Regions from separate parts of the Mus musculus genome. Here region 1 is linked to region 2. Evidence: chromatin loops called from intact Hi-C (ENCODE). Cell type or tissue: heart. All regions are shown on one strand. Each heading gives the region's core, and the rest is flanking DNA. Links, peaks and the distances in the headings are about the cores only.

Region 1 (9,053 bases), core at 113-8,112, 150 kb after region 2:
TCAACATCCTAGGAAAGGTCTGTTTTATTATCCAATAGGTATGAGAGGAGTGAAAATCAAACCAGAGGCAAAAGAGACCACAGCTGTCCCCTTGCCTGGAGCAACTAATGAACAACTTCTTGTTCACAGAAATGACCTTCAAGACATCGGATATTAAGCAACAGTGGTGGTGCCAGAAAACACAAATGAGGTCAGGCAGCTCATCCCCTGGAGAAGTTTCCAGACGAGTCACGGGACCTGCTCACGCTGAATCTGCAGTCTCTGAAGGCTGAGAAAGCAGAGTCATGAATCCCAAGTGGAGAAGCCAGGAGAGTGGGATTTGCAGAGCAGAGGACCCCTGGACCATGGCGTCACTTCAATACTCCTAATGAAATCCATGGAAAGAGTAAAATGCAGTTTGGAGATGATAGCCCACATTTAAGACTTAATAAAGCTATATACTCACATAAGCAAAAAGGTCACCAAGCTCCAAACAAAGGGATGTTTTCTTTAAATTAAGAAAGGTTTACATAATGAGGATGGAGAGAAGGCTCAGAGGTTAAGACCACTGGCTTCTCGTGCAGAGGACCCAGGCTTAGCTCCCAGCACGCACATGATGAATCTCAGCCATCTGTAACTACAGTCCCAGGGGATCGCACACTTTCATCTGGCTCCTGAGGCACCAGGAACACAGGTGGTGGCCATACATACATACAGGCAAATACTCATACACATAAAACAAATAGGTTTAAGTTTAATATTACACAAAGGTCTATCAAAATCAGATTGTCCGAAACCAGTCGAAATTAATTTCTTTCCATGTGCATGATGTCGGGTGTAAATGTGCCAAGGACAACTTTACGACATGGCTTCTTTCCTTCATGGATCTGTGAGTTCTAAGGATTGACAGGAGAACCAGACAGAGAGGAGAGACCCACTGTGTAAAGAAGACCCAAAAAAACATGACAGCCAGACATCAAAGAACCTTCCAGAGAATGAGGGGATGTGTTTTGCTATACCAATAAATGTACAGTGTGCTTCAGCAATAGGACAAGGGGCTCATTGGGATTCAGTGGTGATGATGGTGAGCTAGAGACACTGGAGCACTGGAGACAGTAATTCAACATATATACATACATATATACATACATATATATGTATGTATATATACCCACACATATACACACACATCATCATCCAGAAAGCAAATAAACAAAACTGCTACAAAAGCACAGAATGGATTTCAAAGAAATCAGGAAATGAGAGAAAAAAGGAGACATTGAGGAAAAGAACAAATAACAGAATACAAAACAAAAGCAAGGTACAGATTCAAGTGCCAGAAACACGGCTTGGTGGGAAAGTGCTCACCTAGCACACGAGGTCCCGGGTTATGTTCCTAGCACCAAAATATAGAATAAAATAAAATAAACCAATCACAGCAGTAACTGCATTAAACTTAAATGGCCTAAAAATCAGTTAATTAAGTATCAAACTACATAAAAATACAAGAGCCAGAGCTACCTTAAAAGTATCTTAAACAGCCCAGGGGTGGTAGCACACACCTTTAATCCCAATACTTGAGAAGCAGAGGCAGGTGGATCTCTATGATTTCAAGGCCAGACTGGTCTACAGGCCAAGTTCCAGGACAGCCAGGACTATACAGAAAAACCCTGTCTCAAAATAATAACAATAACAACAACAATAATAAATAATATTGTAAACATAAAACATAAATAGGTAAAAAGTCAAACATGAAATGGTCCAGAGGATAAATATGATTGCTAAGCTAGCCTGAGGGCCCAAGTTCAAACCCAGGAACCCACAGGAAAACCCAGATGTGCAGCTCTGGTCACAGCACTCCTCCAGCGAGATGGGGAGCAGACAGGAAAGTCATTCAGGAACTCATAGCCCAGCTAGGTGAAGAATATTGGGTAGAGATAGAAACAGCAAGAGAGGCCCTGCCTCAGAACACAAGGTGGAACAAGAACCCGCTTTCAAAAGCTTATCCTCTGACCTGTGCACACACCATGGCTAATGCAAGACTGCACTCACATACACACCACACACATACATACAAAGTGATCAATAAAATGGGTACATATCGATCCACTTCCGACACGCAGCCAATTCCACAGCTGAAACCAACAGAAGCTATGAGGGCATACTGTGGAGGAGCCATGCCAACACAAAAGAGCTGTGTCATCCACCCTAACATAACTGGAGCTGTGAAAGACTTGGCAAAAACATCGTATGAACACGGACAAAGGCAGGAACCTGTCCAGTTTTGGATGAAGATAACCTGCAGCTCACAGGAGTGTGAGGGCAGGGGGTGGGGGAGGGGGAGGGTAACAGGAGGCAGCAGGGGCTGTGTAGGGAGATGTTCCAGGGTAGATAGGGGTGTTTTCTGTCATTTAATGCCCCCCCCCCCCGGCAAGTATCTGCAGACCCAGAATAATCTGCCCTCACAGTGACATCAAGATGCCCATAAAGGCCTGGTTGAGGAGAGGGCATATGAATAATCACATCACAACACAGCCCTGTGTCTTTATTTTTTCTCCAATCAGACAAACCAGTGTTAATTCTAAAACTTTGACAATGCAGTCAATCCGGTGGCAGTCATCTCCTTTATTGAATGATACTCAAATTGCATACTCTATAACTGTTTTGTGATCAAACCATGGATCTTGCCAATGAGATGTGAGTTGCTTCAGTTTGTGTCTTTAGAAAACATCTCGACTGTGTCGTCCCCCCCCCCCCCTTGGGGAGTAGTCACACATTAATCATTAGAAACACGCACCTCTACCTTGTGTATAGCAGAGAGGGGATAGAAAAGGAAGACACTCTTGTAATTACAGTTAAATAAGAGTAACCCCTGCCACACAGTCCCGTCACACATCAACTTCCTCTCAGCTCCACTCATAGTAAAGATCAATTTAAAAATGAAGCTGCAGCTGGAGATGAAAATGCATTAACTAAAATTTGGAGGAAGTCTCGCTGTGCTGGCTAAAGAGTGTACATTTTGGATTACTCCCTGAGATAAGTTCTTATCACTTTTATATGTGGTTTGTTTTTTTAACCTCAAAGTTTTTCTTTCAATCATTTCACTGCCCTTCCACTAGTCCCATAGAACTGTGCTAAGAATTACACTCTGAAGAAGAAATAAATCAGGCCCCGCATGTTAGTGAAGATGCATCCGAGATTCTCGATCAAATCGGGGCTGGACGGATGGCTCAGCGGTTAAGAGCACTGGCTGCTCTTCCAGAGGTCCTGAGTTCAATTCCCAGCAACCACATGGTGGCTCTCAAACATCTAGAATGGGAATCCAATGCCCTCTTCTGGTGAGTCTGAAGACAGCCACATTGTCTCAAATAAATAATAAATAAATCAAAAAACCAACCAAACAAACAAAAACAAACTCTAAATTAAAAAAAAAAAAAAATCAAATCGGAGCTGAAGAAATGGATCCAGGGTTGAGAGCACTCGCTGCTTTAGCCGCAGGCCCAGCAGGTACAATTCCCAGCAGCACCCACATCAGGCGTCTCACAACTTCCTGTCATCCCAGCTCCAGGAACCTCAAAGTCTTCTTCTGGCTTCCACAGATACTACGTGCATAAAGTACACACACACACACACAAACACACACGCGCGCGCGCACACACACACAATTAAACAAACAAACAAACAAACAGCAGGAAAAGTGCTAGCCTCAGATGTTTATGTGTGACTGAGATTTAAAACCCAGTCTTACAAGTTTATAAGTACGTGTTGGGGTGTACTCCACTGGACTCAGTTTCTGGGCCTGTCAAATTGGGCATGCAGGACTTTAAATTTCCAACCCCATCAAGGTGGCAGAATGCAGCTTCACCCAACCCCCCCCTAGCTTTGAGAAAGCTGAGGTGACGTCATCCGTTGGGGTTTCCAATACCTCAGTGTGAAACATAGGGATTTTACACGTGCAATTCCCTTCTCTTTCCTCTTTCCTGACCAAAGGCTGGACGCCAGGGATGAGCGGAGTGGACACCTTAACGTAGCCCCCTCCAGAAGCCTCTGCGAAGCACTACATGTTCAAGTGGACAGTCCCACAGTCATCCATGAACGGCCCCTCCCTCCCACAGCGTCCTCCCCACCCCCTCTTCTGTTCTCTAATGCCGTTTGCTGCCACGGGCTTTGTTTTCAAAATAATCCAAACTCAGGCTGGGACTAAGAATGCCTGTCACCTCCCAGAACTTGAAAGAGATTTTTAAAAATATGATTTATGGGGTTAGAGTTCTTGCTATACCCTAGGCATTGCTCTAAGGCTTTTATATAAATTAATAGCTTTCTGCCAACCATAGGCCCTATTAGGTAGGTACCAACACCTTTGATAGAGAGCACAGAGAATGTGGGCATCTTGTCCAAGAGCTCTGAAGAGATTCCATAGCTGAACTTAGACTAATGCACTTATAAGTTTCCAGGTGAACTATGGGTAAAACTTTTAAGGTTCTCTTTTGAACTCAGCATTAGCTCTTAAGGCTGTCGAATATTAAATAATTTTTTTAAAAAAGAAAAGAAAAAAACCACTTTAAAGTGAAAGTACTTCCTAAGTTGGGCTTTTGCCTCTCAAAAGAACCTTAAAGATAGGTTTATCTGACCTGCCCATATAAGGACCTCAATGTCCTATGTTGATTTAGATTCTAAGCTTTCCTGCTTAAACTTATCCTATTGATGGTAAGCATGGCTTTCACTTTAAAGGTAGATCTTTTCCATTATCTATTCCCTAAGGCCGCATCCCCTGGCCTGCATCTCTCCAGCTTCACAAATTCCGAGGCTTGACATCCGAAATCCCCTTATCAAATGAGATTGCAGCCTCTTTTCCCAATTTAAAGGCAATCGATATCCAGGTACAAGAAATGAAGATAGAGCCAGAGCAGCTGAAAGTCCTGGCCTCAGATCCTGGCTGTGTAAGCAAGATAGGGTCCCTGACAGAAGCAGAGATAAGAAGGGTTTCCTAAAGCCCAGGACTCCAGCCTCCCACTCCCTGGGCCTAGCCCTGGTCCCCCAGGAGCCTTGGGCATCCCAAGGCTGCCTGGTGAGCTGGAGGCTGGGACTTGTGAAATCAAGGTGATACCAGACTCTTTTCAGCTTCAATTTCTAAATGCCAAATTGTCATTTTAGACTTACAGATCCTAAATGAGCCCTGGGTTTCCCTTGCTTGAGGCCATATACAACCTAGCCAGGGGTCTGCAGACCTGATAGTCCTCTTCCAGAACCGAACTAATTGGTGCCCACTGCTTTATCCTTTGTCTGTTAAAAATAGGACACATGGCATTTCTGTTTAAAATGAGTTAGTTGGAATGAAGAACAGGTCTTTAATGTTAGCACCCAAAAGGACAAAAGTTTATCATAGAACAAAGGAGAGGGGAGGGGAGGGAGCACAGAGAGGGCACACCTTGCAGGACCTGCCAGTCTCCTGAGCCAGTACAGCCAGTACAAAGGCCACTTCAGCTTTGCCTGTAAAGTATCTGGATTACAGAGACCAGGATACTGTAAGGGTGTCGAAGCTTTGAGATGCTATTTTTTTTGTCTTTCTTTTGTTTAAGGATTCAAGTTGTGAGTAGGAAGTTGTGAAAGGCTGCGCAGGACTTTCCCTCAGCGATGATTGGGGGAGCGAGGGATCTGCAGAACCCCAGCACAAGACACAAGACCCACAAGACCCTTCCTTCCCTACAGAGTAACTGTTTTCAGAGGCAGGAACACCCACCTGATTTGAAGGAAGAACTGACCTTGCGGAGTAACTGACTCAGACCTAACTACGGCCTAGTTAGCAAAACAGCAGTTTCCCCAAGCCGAGGAAGCTGGCGATGACCCCAACATTCCTTTCGATTTCAAACGCAGTCCATGGACCAAAGTTTCAACTCCTGCCTTGAAACAGTACTATGGCTTGCTCTTTCCTGGAATCTGGAATTATCCTTTTTGAAGAAAGCTGAACCCTGAAGATTTTTTTTTCTTCTTCAGGAAATTGGAAGTTTCTCTGTGGAGCCAGCAGAGCATTAACCAACATCTTAGAGGCCACGGGATGAGGGATCACTTGCTCTGGAAGTGAACTTAAAACAATTATGGAAATGTATATTTATTTGCCTGTGAGTGCAGATGCCCGTGGAACCCAGATGTGCCCAGTGCCAAACTGGAGTGTATGCTCTTAACAGCTGAGCCATCTCTCCAGCCTTCATTAACATAGTGAAATAAACTAAAAATTTACCAAGCAATCAAAAGAAATGTGGGCTGGGTTGGTAGATGGGTTGGTAGAGCGTTTGTTTTGTCCCGCATATGTGAGTTTAACCTCAATGCCACATGGATTGAGTAGTGTAAATCTATCGCCCTGGACACTGTGGAGACAGAAGGCCGGGAAGTTTGTGATGAGGCAGGGAGCTGCTGTCTCTGCAGTGTGCTTGCCACACACACAAGCAGGAGGACCCAAGTTTGGATTTCTATCATCTACGTAAAAGGGGAACACAGCAGTGCAGATTTTAAAGACCAATGCTAAGTCGGCACTAAGACATATGACTGGAAAGTCTACCTGCCCGAATCCAAAAGCTCTAGGTTCAGTGAGAAATCACATGCATGTTTATCTACACATACACACACCATGTGCATACACACATGGGCACAGAGGCCATATTCATGTACATACAGATGTACAAATGCATATGTATTCCCTTATGCACACATGTGCATGTACGTACACACATCACAAGCAACACAAAGCAGCACATAACACTACATGCATGTATATATGTATATATATATATATATATATATATATATACATACATACACACACACTACATATATGCACTATACACTTACATAAGCCATACATGCACAGAAAACACTCCCATCCCCCTACAGCACACACGTGCACAAAAGCACATAGTTATCCTCTGTTGCACAGCAAGGTCAAGGACAGCTTGGCATGCATGGGGCTTTGTCTTAAAATAAAATACTAAAGTAAAAGAAAATAATTTGATTGGTTGTACATCTCAATGAACTTCGGCCTTCAGATACAGCTTGTAAAGTCTGTTTAGCCACCCAAACTGTGAGAAAGGCTTTGCTATGATATTTACAAACTCTGATTTTATAAAAACTAAATAAGCCAAACCCAACAAAAAAAAAGTCTGCACAATTTACCTAAGACTTTCCGATGGCTGCAAGAAGAGTGTGTTAACTGAAACTCCCCGGTGGAGCAACAGCCGCCGCCAGCAGCTCAGAGCCTCCGTTTTAATTGAATTCTCGGAGAGAGCATCACCACAGAGTGCAAAAGGCTTTGTCACTCGGAGCTCCAAGCTGCTCCAGCATCATTAGCATGCCATTACTGTCTGGTAAAACAGTGACTTTGACCCTGTCCTCTAACTAAGCCTTATTCATACTACACAAAGGCAGTGAAACTGGCTTGTAGCTTGCTTTCAAGGAACTCTGTGAACAGATAAAAGGCAGGATACAGCAACGACTTTTTTACTTTTATTTGTGTATTTGTGTATGTGTGTGTGTCTGTGTGTGTGTGTGTGTGTCTGTGTGTGTGTGTGTGTCTGTGTGTGTGTGTGTGTGTCTGTGTGTGTGTGTGTGTGTGTACTGTACTAGCAGTGCCACACAGTTCATATGTGGAAGTCAGGGGACAGCTTTGTGGAGAAAGTTCTCGGATCAAACTGAAATGGCCAGACTTCCACAACAACTGCCTTTACCTGCTAAGCCATCTCACCGGCCTGCTGTTTGTTTTAGAGTTTTTCCTTTTGTTTTTAATACAATACTTGATAACTAGGTATTTTTATCAGACTCCAACTTAAGATATTACTTGTAAAACTAGTATTATACATGCTATGTATTTTAAAGGCAGGAGTGAAGTTTTGTGCGAAGAGAGTTTGGATGTGCACAAAAACCATGTTGGTTTTTGACGAAAACAATAGATAATTATGAGAGTTCTGTAGAACTATGAATGATAACTGCTCCCACCAAAGCTGCTTTGCTGTAAGACATAGAAGCCAAGCCCCACCCCCACCCTGCCTGAGTCCTGCAGGCCAGGAGGAGCAACCCGGAATGAGGCTGAGGGAAATGCCCTGCTGCCCAAAACTGGTTAACTGTAATTCCTTCATAAAGACTTACACTTGGTCAAAAAGGCTGCCAAGAGATGGGAACTGTTTTATTTTGTTTTACTTGTTTGCTTTGTTTTGTTGTCATTTTCACCTAAACTCTGCATTTTAAAGAAATAATAAAAAGAGAAGTAATTAAAAGACTAACTAATCAGAGACTTCAGATCCAAAGACTGTACCCTTTGAAAGTTTTAATCATTGGCTTGAGAAAGCCCATTCCTAGATGTTACTTATTTTGGCAGTTGCTGGGGATTTGAGTCGGGGTCTCCCCAACCTTGTTGCCTACAATTTAGAGAGTAGGGTTTTCACTCAAAGGCATGCAAGTCTCGTGGGTTGGCCATTGAAACAATGCTGAGACAGAAGTTTTCTGCGTCCCCTATCACTGCCACGTTCCTCAGAGCTCCTTGGGCCAGATTTAATACTTACTTTGTGACTCTATCAGGTGCAAGAGAACAGATATTATCCACAGCAAGGAAGTTATCACCCATACCAAGCACATGAATTTACCTTGTTAGCAAGCGTGATGTGTGTTCTAATGTTACTATACTGCTCTGTACCTATAGACCATCAAGTTAATACAGTCACAAACGACTCACCGGAGCATGCACAGAGTGCATGATGTGCAAAGCATGAAAGGAAGACGATTTTGCACGTCTGTACTCAAACAACTTTTGGTCTGGTTTCTCCAAAGAGAAGATATGGAAAGAAACCAAAGTGGTAAGGAGCAGCACACAGTTTGGGGGGAAAAAATAAAATGTGGTAAAACTGTGTTCATTTCACTAAGAGAGTATGGTCACATTAATTAAGATTTGAGTCTAATGTAGGTTTTTCTTCTTCACATAATTTTTAAATGTGATCTACATCTTATCAACCTTGGCATCAAATACAAATCAATAAAATGTGGCAACGTTAGAATGTTATCAGTGATCGTGGACCCAGTTTCTGAGGAAA
Region 2 (9,053 bases), core at 287-8,286:
AACGCCAGAGGGCTGAGACGTGGAGAGACCAGCCAAGCAGACTTGCCTAGTTTCAAGCTGAACTTGAGCATGAGTGGAATGCAACACTGGCTGGAAAAGATTAAACTGCTCCTCACCCTCAGCAGCTCGGAGGGAATGACTCTAAAAACACATTATGCTGATAAAGACGAGCCCTCCGGAGGGTTCTTCAGCAGAGAGCCTGGAGTCTTTTTGTTTTAATTGCTCCTTTTAGGTTTTCACGTGACATGTTTTTAATCATATTCACACACACACACACACACACACACACACACACACACACACCCCAATCCTTTGCTTGGGTTTTCGAGACAGGGTTTCTCTGTATAGCTCTGGCTGTCCTAGAACTCACTCTGTAGACCAAACTGGCCTTGAACTCAGAAATCCACCTGCCTCTGCCTCCCAAGTGCTGGGATTAAAGGCATGTGCCACCACTGCCCGGCTCCATCTTAAGGTCCCCTGTTGACCTTCCCTGGTGGACAGGAGGTTCTGTGAAAAGTCCACAGTGCATGTCTCAGAGAACCTTGTCACTGAACAAAAAAGTTTGTTTAGTCAACGCCTCAGGAATGTTTCATAGTTCCCTGACTCTTGGCTCAATCGATATTGAATGGGGGTGGCCTGAGCTGTGGCTCACAGCACTGGGGATAGAGAATCTTAAGAGGCCACCTCCTTTTGGGAGGCAGGAACCCCAGTGGAGAGATAGGAACACCAACCCACCCACAAAACTTTCAACCCAACACTTATCCTGCCTACAAGAAATACAGGGAAGGGGGAAGGAAGTAGAGAGTAAGGGAATGGCCAAGCAATGACCAGCCCAACTAAAGACCAATCCCACGGGCAAGCACCAAGCCCTGACACTATTAATAATTGTTATTCTTGCAGATAGGAGTCTAGCATAGCTGTCCTCTGAGAGGCTCCACTCAGCAGCTAACTCAGACAGATGCAGAGACCCACAATCCAAAGTGGATGGAGCTTGAGGACTCTGATGGAAGAACAGGAGGAAGTATTATGGGCCCCAAAGAGGATAGAAAATCCACAGGAAAACCAACAGAGTCAACTAACATGGACCCTTGGGGCTGCCAGAGACTGAACCACCAGCCAAAGAATATACACAGGCTGGACCTAGGCTTCCCTGCACGTAAGTAGCAGATGTGCAGCTTGGTCTTTGTGTGGATCCTCAACAACTAGGGCATGGCTATCCCACAAGCTATTGATTTGTGGGATATGTTCTAGCTGTGCTGCCTTGTCTGGACTCAGTGGGAGAGGATGCACCTAGTGTTGTAGAGACTTGAAGTGCAAGGGAGGTGGGGATACTCAGGGGGTCTCCATTCTCTCAGAGGAGAAGGGGAGAGGCAATGGGGGAAGGATTGTGGGAGGGGGTGACAGGGAGGGGGTGACTGACAGGGAGGGGGTGACAGGGAGGGGGTGACAGGGAGGGGGTGACAGGGAGGGGGTGACAGGGATGAGAGGCAGTGATTGAGATGTAAAGTGAATAAAATAAATACATACAAATATGCATACATACAAACACACATCATACATACATACATACATACATACATACATACATGAAAAAGAAAGATCCAGACTGGTAAGAAGAAGCATGTGTTTTACCTAATAAGGCATGATTTTATAAACAAGGATCTATGCCATCTTTAAAAGAATTATATGTTTGTTCCTGAGCTGAAGAGGTCAGAGATAATAAGAAATACACAGGGTGTCAGGACCCTCCTCCAACTACACCAGGCTGTAAGCAAGCAGAGGGAGTATTCAGATGCTAACTGTTGATGTTTTATGTAAAAAGAAAGATGAATTGAAGGAGGAAATAACAATCCAAAGAACAAAGCCAAGGGCCATAGAAAACCATTCCTAGGGGGAAAATCATCAAAACATTGGCATTGTGCACCCAGATAGATTTTCATTCAAAATATACCATACATGTATATACATAAATATGCACACACACATATACACACAGAGATATAATGTATATATACATATACTAGATACACATGATATACAAACATACATAGAAACATATACATACACCTACACATGCATATACATGTATATACATGCTAGACAAATGCATTTACACACATACAGACATACATACACAAATATCTACATATATACTCATCCACAGGTATATACACACATATAGAAAAGCGAACATAGATACAGATACATAGATACACATGTGTATACCCTAGACATACATAGATATACACACATATCTACATGCACATAATAGAAACACATGTATATACACACAAATATATAGAGACACAGATGTATAATATACACATATAATCAAAATGTTCATGTAGCATTTTCTACAACTAAAACTGAAGGCAGCCCAGCTTTATCAGCGAGTGTAATTTGCCTTCTGATGCTGGCCAAAACCCACCTGAGGAAAAAAGTGTTCATTTGGCTTACAGGTTACAGATCATGATGGAGGGAAGCTCAGGCAGGAACCTAGAGGCAAAAATCTGAAGCAGAAAGCACAGAGGAACAGTACTTACTTGCCTGGCTCTCCCTAGCTTGCTCAGTTACCTTTCTTAAAGTCCCCAGGACCACCTGCCCAGAGGAAGCCCTGCCCACAGTGGACTGGGTCCTCCCACATCAATCATTAATCAAAAAATGCCCCACAGACTTGCCCACAGACCAGCCTGATGGACACCGTTCCTCAACTGAGAGTCCCTCCTCCAAGGTAACTCTGGTTTGTGTCAAGCTGGCACTAAATTAACCAGCACAGCTAGTCAATAAATATGTATCATCTATAAGAGGACTTAAAATTATCAGGTGGATATGTGTTACTGGCATGAAATGACAGCTATGGGTCATTATGAAGGGGGGCGATACATAGAATATACCCTAGTGTATAGCTTTATTTTTAAAAGTAAACGAGCATTTGTGCACATCTACATTTATTTGCATATGCATGTGAAAAAAAAAAGAGTCTTGAATGATCCACTCAAAATATTGCCTAGCATGGATATACAGTGGAGTTGATGTTGAAAGATGACGGGTACGTGTGCTTTCATCAAGTTCTGCAGGCACGCACAAACGCAGACCGCAGACACAGAGACCAACTGTCAGAGAGATGGGTCTGCAGCCTGGAAGCTTTTTGCTCTGAGGAGCGGACGGGCAGTCTCTGAAAGGGAAAGAGAAAGTGAAATCATGAGGATCCTGCAAGTGAGAGACACACTCCTCTTAGGCTGAAGCAGAAAGACCCAGAGGAGCCAGGAAGTAGTGAAGTCACTGGAGAGTGCCCAAACTTGGTGGAAACAGTACTCAAAGACTGCAGGGGACTGCCGGCCCTGTCTGTAACCACTGGAGCGGCCTGGCAGAGCCAGAAGTTAAAGGGCCTGCTTTCTTCTTCCGGTCACAGCTCTACCACAAACAAGTACGCACGGCTAAGGAGTACATCCACAGACAGAGTACCCCCACATAGAGATAACTACATAATGCCTGCTTAAAAGAATAGCATCCTTTCACAGGTCTCCTGGGCTGTCCTCCAGATATGTATCACAAGGATTTTATCCTCAGCTTCTTGCTTCCCTGCAGGCCTGGGCATGCGCTGAAGCCATCCCAAGATCAACACAGCCAGGGGTAAGATACTAAATGTGAAATTCTGCAGACTCAAGCTTTGCCTCCCGCTGGAAAAGGACCTGGGTCACAGTGTCTGAGTCTGTATACGCTGCCACCAAAGGCTGACTTACACAATTGTTCTGATCGCAGTTTTGAACCTGATGTCTGCGCCACCTTACCTGCCGCATACTTTGAAGACTAGGGTTGCACCTTCTGCGAGGGCAGAGGAATCCTGTCACTGACAGACCACCTTCGAATCCCTCGCTTGGTGAAGTGTGACTTCTAAGTGCTAGACCAGCTTCTAAGAACAGCCTACTTTCTACTTGCAGCTGAAAACGAAGGTTGTGTGCTATCGTGAATCGGATATTAGTCGTTAACGAGACGCTCCTTGATAGGAGGTGGCTGTCCTTGGCCATGTGCTTCCTGAAGCCTTGAAGAAAAGCCACAGCATTTCCTGCTGGTGCCGCTCCTGGGGTGGCATCACCAGGCTTTGTTGCACCTCATACTGGATACGTGACCACGGTTGCCAGCTTCTCTCTCCGTGTCATTATCATGGAACCTACATGCTGTGACCACTGTGATTTCTGACCGGCTATCACTCAGCCTGCTCAGGCATTGACTATTTTTAGGCAGAAGGTCTAGTCCCCGCTTTTATTCCCACAGCCGGCTTCTATTTTAATGCTCCATTTGGCTCCAGGAACCAAACCATAGCCGTGGAATTCCCACAGGGCGTTAACAGAAAGCAAAACCTCCTCCCACTTTGGAATTAATGAACCCCTCTCGCTGTCAGCCATGCTTTAATGGATTTCACCAGTCTCTGGATTTCCACACCCAGAACAGAAAGTCATACAAAGGTAACTTAATTCAGGAGTGACCTTTGAGTTCCTTGCCTGGCAGTATAGTAAATCTTGCTCGGTGGCAGGTTTATTCCTTTATCTCTGATTTCCATACAGGGCTTCACCTCCTATATGGAACCGACTTCAGTATTTGTAAAAGTATCGCTGTCTAAAATAGCTGATAATCCCTGCATTCTATCAACCCCAATGATAATGTCTCTCTTCATTCCCCTAAATTTAACATTTTACTAGACTATCTCTCAAGAAGATTGTTTCCCCCGTGGTACACGATATTTCAAACAACCAGAAAGAGAAATAACTTATTTTCTGTTCTCTTCATAGCAACATCTTTCTTCTTGTCACTTTTAAGGCTCAAAACTCACCAGGTTGGGCCTTTCTCTTATTTTTCTTGTTTTCTTTCTACATTCTCCAGTCATTTCATGGTCAGTTTTACCCGCTAACCTTCTGTCAAATGCAAATGAACCAGGTGAATTCGCAACAAAACAATCTCTGAAGTAGTATAGATTTGTTTTGGGTTTTTTTTTTTTTTCAGGGTTTCATAACCGGGAGTAAATTAAGCCTAAACGATGAACCTCAGAACTCTGTGTGTTTTATTCATACCACTGAGTCTTTGTGCAGCCCCAGCTAGAGAACGGTACTGGGGAGAACACAGCTTCACAGGAATCCCTGTGTTCTAGTAGCCATGAGAAAAAGAGTGTGCCTGGGGGACGGAGAGGGGGAGGCCAATTCTGAGGGCCGGGTTATCATCCCTAGTCCCCTTTCTGCTTCTCTCAGACGAGAACCATCATGGAGGAGCTTCTCCAACTCTCCATGCCCCAGGTGCCCTCACCTTCTGTCCAACAGAGGTCAGCAAGAATTGCTGACCACAGTGCCAGGGCTGCAGGTCACAGTGATTGGCCTCAAGTAAGCACAAGACCAAGGTGGCCCAGTTAGCAGCAGTTTTTAGAGAATTTTTCCTCCTCTAAATGCTGAGAGAGGAAAGTAATGCTGGCAAAAGAAGGTGCATCTCTTTTGTGATTTTCAGTATTTGTCCTAGGCTTTGGGCACTCTTGATTGGCTTGAGTCCAGCCAATCTTCACAGAAGAGACTAGCAAAGGCCCACCATGGTCAACACTCATGGGGTCCAGCCAAAGCACCACTTCGTGTTAGTTAGGTACTGAAAATTACCTAACAAGCAACTGAGTTTACTGTCTCAAGCAGAGAAAAATATTCCCATCAGAAACACACCCCAGAATTCACTCACCAGGGATGGAACACACACAGATTCCATATATAGCTCAAGTGCACATAGTAAGTGAAGACGCGGCCAAGATGAGGACTCTGGAGAGGGAAGAGGATGGAGATTGCCAGGGTACATGCATGCTTTGCTAAAGGTGTTTGGCTTTTTCCTAAAGACCACTGGGAACCTCTGAATCACTTGAGGAAGACAGTCAGTCAGCAGTCAGGTCAGAGCCCTGCAGTAGCATCTTAGAGGTGGGGAGGGCAGAGGAATATGACTGGAGGCCAGGAGCTAGGAGAAGAGGTGCCAACCCAGGTATAACAAGGCAACTGTGTTTGCTCACAAGAAGATGAAGGGACAGAACAGAGGAAGGTGGAGGCATGGGAGATGGTCAATAAAAGTGGCAGGATTTGGGAACCCGAAAGCCACTCCAGCCAGAGAAGCAGGTAGCCTGACTATCATCTCTTCTTTCTTCTAAATCCAATCCCCTAGTCTCCTCCCAAGCTCTGTAATAGAGCACCTGCTACGTTACCCCCCTTCCTCTCTGACAACCATCTCCAATGGACCATGTAGACAGTCTCCTTCATTTTTCTTTTCCCACTCCTCTCTTATCCCACCAGCAGGCATTCTCTGAGAACACTCCTAACATTCCAGCCAGGGAAGCAGGAAGGCTAGCTGCAGATCTTCTTTGCCCCCTCCTTCTTTTCTCTAAATTCATTGCTCTGTTCTCATGCCCAGCTTTGTAACAGACCATCCGCTATAGCCTTCCTTCCCCTGACCATTTTTCTTCCTGTCTCCAATAAATCACACAGGTCCTTCTCCCCAACGCTCCCTCCCGCTACTCACCACTATCCCAGCCTCCAACTCCATTAGACATTCCCTGGGAACCAACAGCCCAATATGGCCAGGGAAGTAGGTAGCCTAAACTCTCCCTCTTCAACTTTAAACTCAACCCCCTCAGCCTTAACCCCAACCCTGTAGCAGACCACATGTTGTGGCCTCCCCACACATCCAGTGGATCACTCATATCTTCTCTAACCTTTCTCTCCACTCACCCTATTGCCCCAGCCCCCAGCTCCAGCAGGTCTTCTCTGGAAACATGCCAGTCAAGCCTGCAGGAGAAGCAATTCAGCCAGTCAAGCAGGTAGGTGATCTTCAGATCCTTGCTCTTCCTTCTTTCCTCCAAATCCAATCCCAGAGCCAGCCATGTAGCTGACCTACTATGGCCTTGTTGTGCCAGGGGAAAAGTTAGTGATCCCCAGAAACACACATGGGAGCCAATCTGATGTAACTCACAGCAGGGTCTTTATTCTATTTGAGCTAGCTCAGGACACCCCAATGCATCACTGTCATGCAGGACGGATTTGGTAGAGGGGAGCCCCAAATGTCTATCGAAGAAAGGCCTCATAGTAAACAGCAAGCAGGGAATACATGCGCAAGCATCTAATGGGAAAGTTCCTGTGGCCTTTAACATAATTGGCTGGTGCTGGGGGTCAGATCGTAAACTTAACTTCTGCTTCCCTCCGCATTGGTGGTCGTTAGGCAAGGGGTGGGCTTGTAACCTAGGATGCAGGTTTGTTGGGGGAATAACCTGGAGGCACTGGTCCTGTTGAGAGTTAGCCTAGAGACTGGAGCTAGACTGAGGTTTTGTTGGGGGACAACTTGAAGACTAATTCTAGATCAGGTTCTCTAAAATGGTGTCTGAATCTAAAAGCTTTGGCATCTCAGCCTCAGCTCACTTTCTATCCCCATTCCCAGGGTACTAAACAGATCCTGATAGAACACCTTGCTGTCCTTCCACCTGTGAACCTCCTTAGCCTTCCCACCACTAACCCAACCTCATTTCTAAGTCTCAGCCCCCAATACCTAGAAACACATTTTACTAAGAACCCTATGACCACACCTAGCAGAATCCCAGGAGAATCTCCTACCTGACAACACATAGCCTACCACGTCCTCCAAAGACCCAGAGAGCAAAAGAAACTAAGGGACAGAATACCCACCTAATAAAGACAAGACTAGCTATCAGCACCTTCCCAAAACTCAGATGCCTAGATGCCAGTGTAAAATCACAATCAATAACAATCAAGACTTGAGGGGGGGGGGAGAATGAAACTGAGAGGTGATTTGGTGACAAATTCCATATGGAGAAGAGTAGTGAAAAATTACTCTCAGGATCTGGCCAGTGCCTCTGCAGGAAAGTTGCATGGTCTGAGTCTATGGTAAGGGAGATTTCTGTCCATCAGTTCAGGAGAGGTCAAGGTACTAGAGCAAGGTAGGCTGTAGCCTCAGCACAGGGCTGATGGGAAACAATAAGTGAGATTTCTCCTCCAACCTAGAAGTAAGTCTTTGCTGCCTTTGTCCTTGGTTAACAGCACATGGAGCTCTCTGAGTTTCATGTGATTGTGTTCCCAGTCCTCCCAAACACACATACATCTTCATCATCTGCTAACATGTGAGAAGACTGGGAGGCAGGAGAATGGCGTATGCTGTCCACGGTGACACATAAAACAATATGCATGCCTCAGTGGCCCCAGACCCAGCAAGAGCTCATGTTCATCAAGCCACCCTGACCTTATATGTCTAGATCACCACCCATAAGAAAGCGTGGAACAAAGACAAGTGATGGAAATAAATGATTGAAGAAAGAGAGGTGCAAGGTGTGGTATTGCAGAAGATGAGGCAGGATGGACTTCTAAAAGCCAAGACTGCTATGTGAGAAACAGTGGCCATGAATGTCAAAGTGCTTGTGAGTGGCCTTGAAACTCCATTTTCAGAAGACATTGCATATTACACAGTATACAGAGCAGGGGAAAGGCGAAGAGTGAAGAATTTTGACCACACATCCAGCCCTTCACACACATACTTCTTTAAGTGTGTGGTGGTGCATGCCTATAATTCCAGCACTTGAGAGACTGAGGCAGTAGGATTGCTGTAAGTGTGAGGACAACCTGGGCTGCATAAAGACTGCTACCAAGTCAATAAGGAGACAGAGATAGTGATGACATCCTTCAACAGGTCATAGCTTGTCAAGAAAGGCCACAAATTATGTCTGTTGGTGGCATTGTCTTTCTAAGAGTCCATATGCAGAAGATATGGTAATCCTGACATCACTAATGTTTCCAGATGGTGTTCATATGAGACCCCCAGCGCATTTCTGTATCAACCTGTTATTTAAATGCATATATTGTACATCCCATAACTGACCACACAACTCTCTAGCTTCCAAATTTTAAGAACTCTAGAGCAAGCAAAAATCATGGCATGCTCCAAGCAAATAGGCATCTCCAGCCAAACTCATGGCTCCAGCAGATATACAGGCGTCTCCAGGGTGTACTCTTGTTTTCAGACATTATTATATCTAA

Evidence for each region. Peaks named below come from ENCODE experiments on the same cell type or tissue, not always from the same donor. Only the 100,000 strongest peaks of a DNase experiment are listed, where the experiment ranks them.
Region 1: it touches region 2 in a loop (1.9-fold over the local background); 3 of 42 quality-filtered maps call a loop at or near these places.

The regions. Positions count from the first base shown.
Region 1 is chr8:8,477,472-8,486,524 of GRCm38, forward strand. It overlaps Gm31135 (a long non-coding RNA gene), which reads right to left and starts at 7,257. Exons shown (of 4, transcript XR_870125.1): 1 at 7,147-7,257. In heart, for the core only: a CTCF peak has its summit at 3,339 (motif pointing left); no DNase peak of the experiment used is centred there; H3K27ac peaks cover 1,420 bases.
Region 2 is chr8:8,331,412-8,340,464 of GRCm38, forward strand. No RefSeq gene overlaps it. Among named protein-coding and RNA genes, the nearest start is that of Gm31135, 150 kb to the right of the region's middle. In heart, for the core only: no CTCF peak of the experiment used is centred there; DNase peaks (open chromatin) are centred at 3,290 and 4,160; H3K27ac peaks cover 1,934 bases.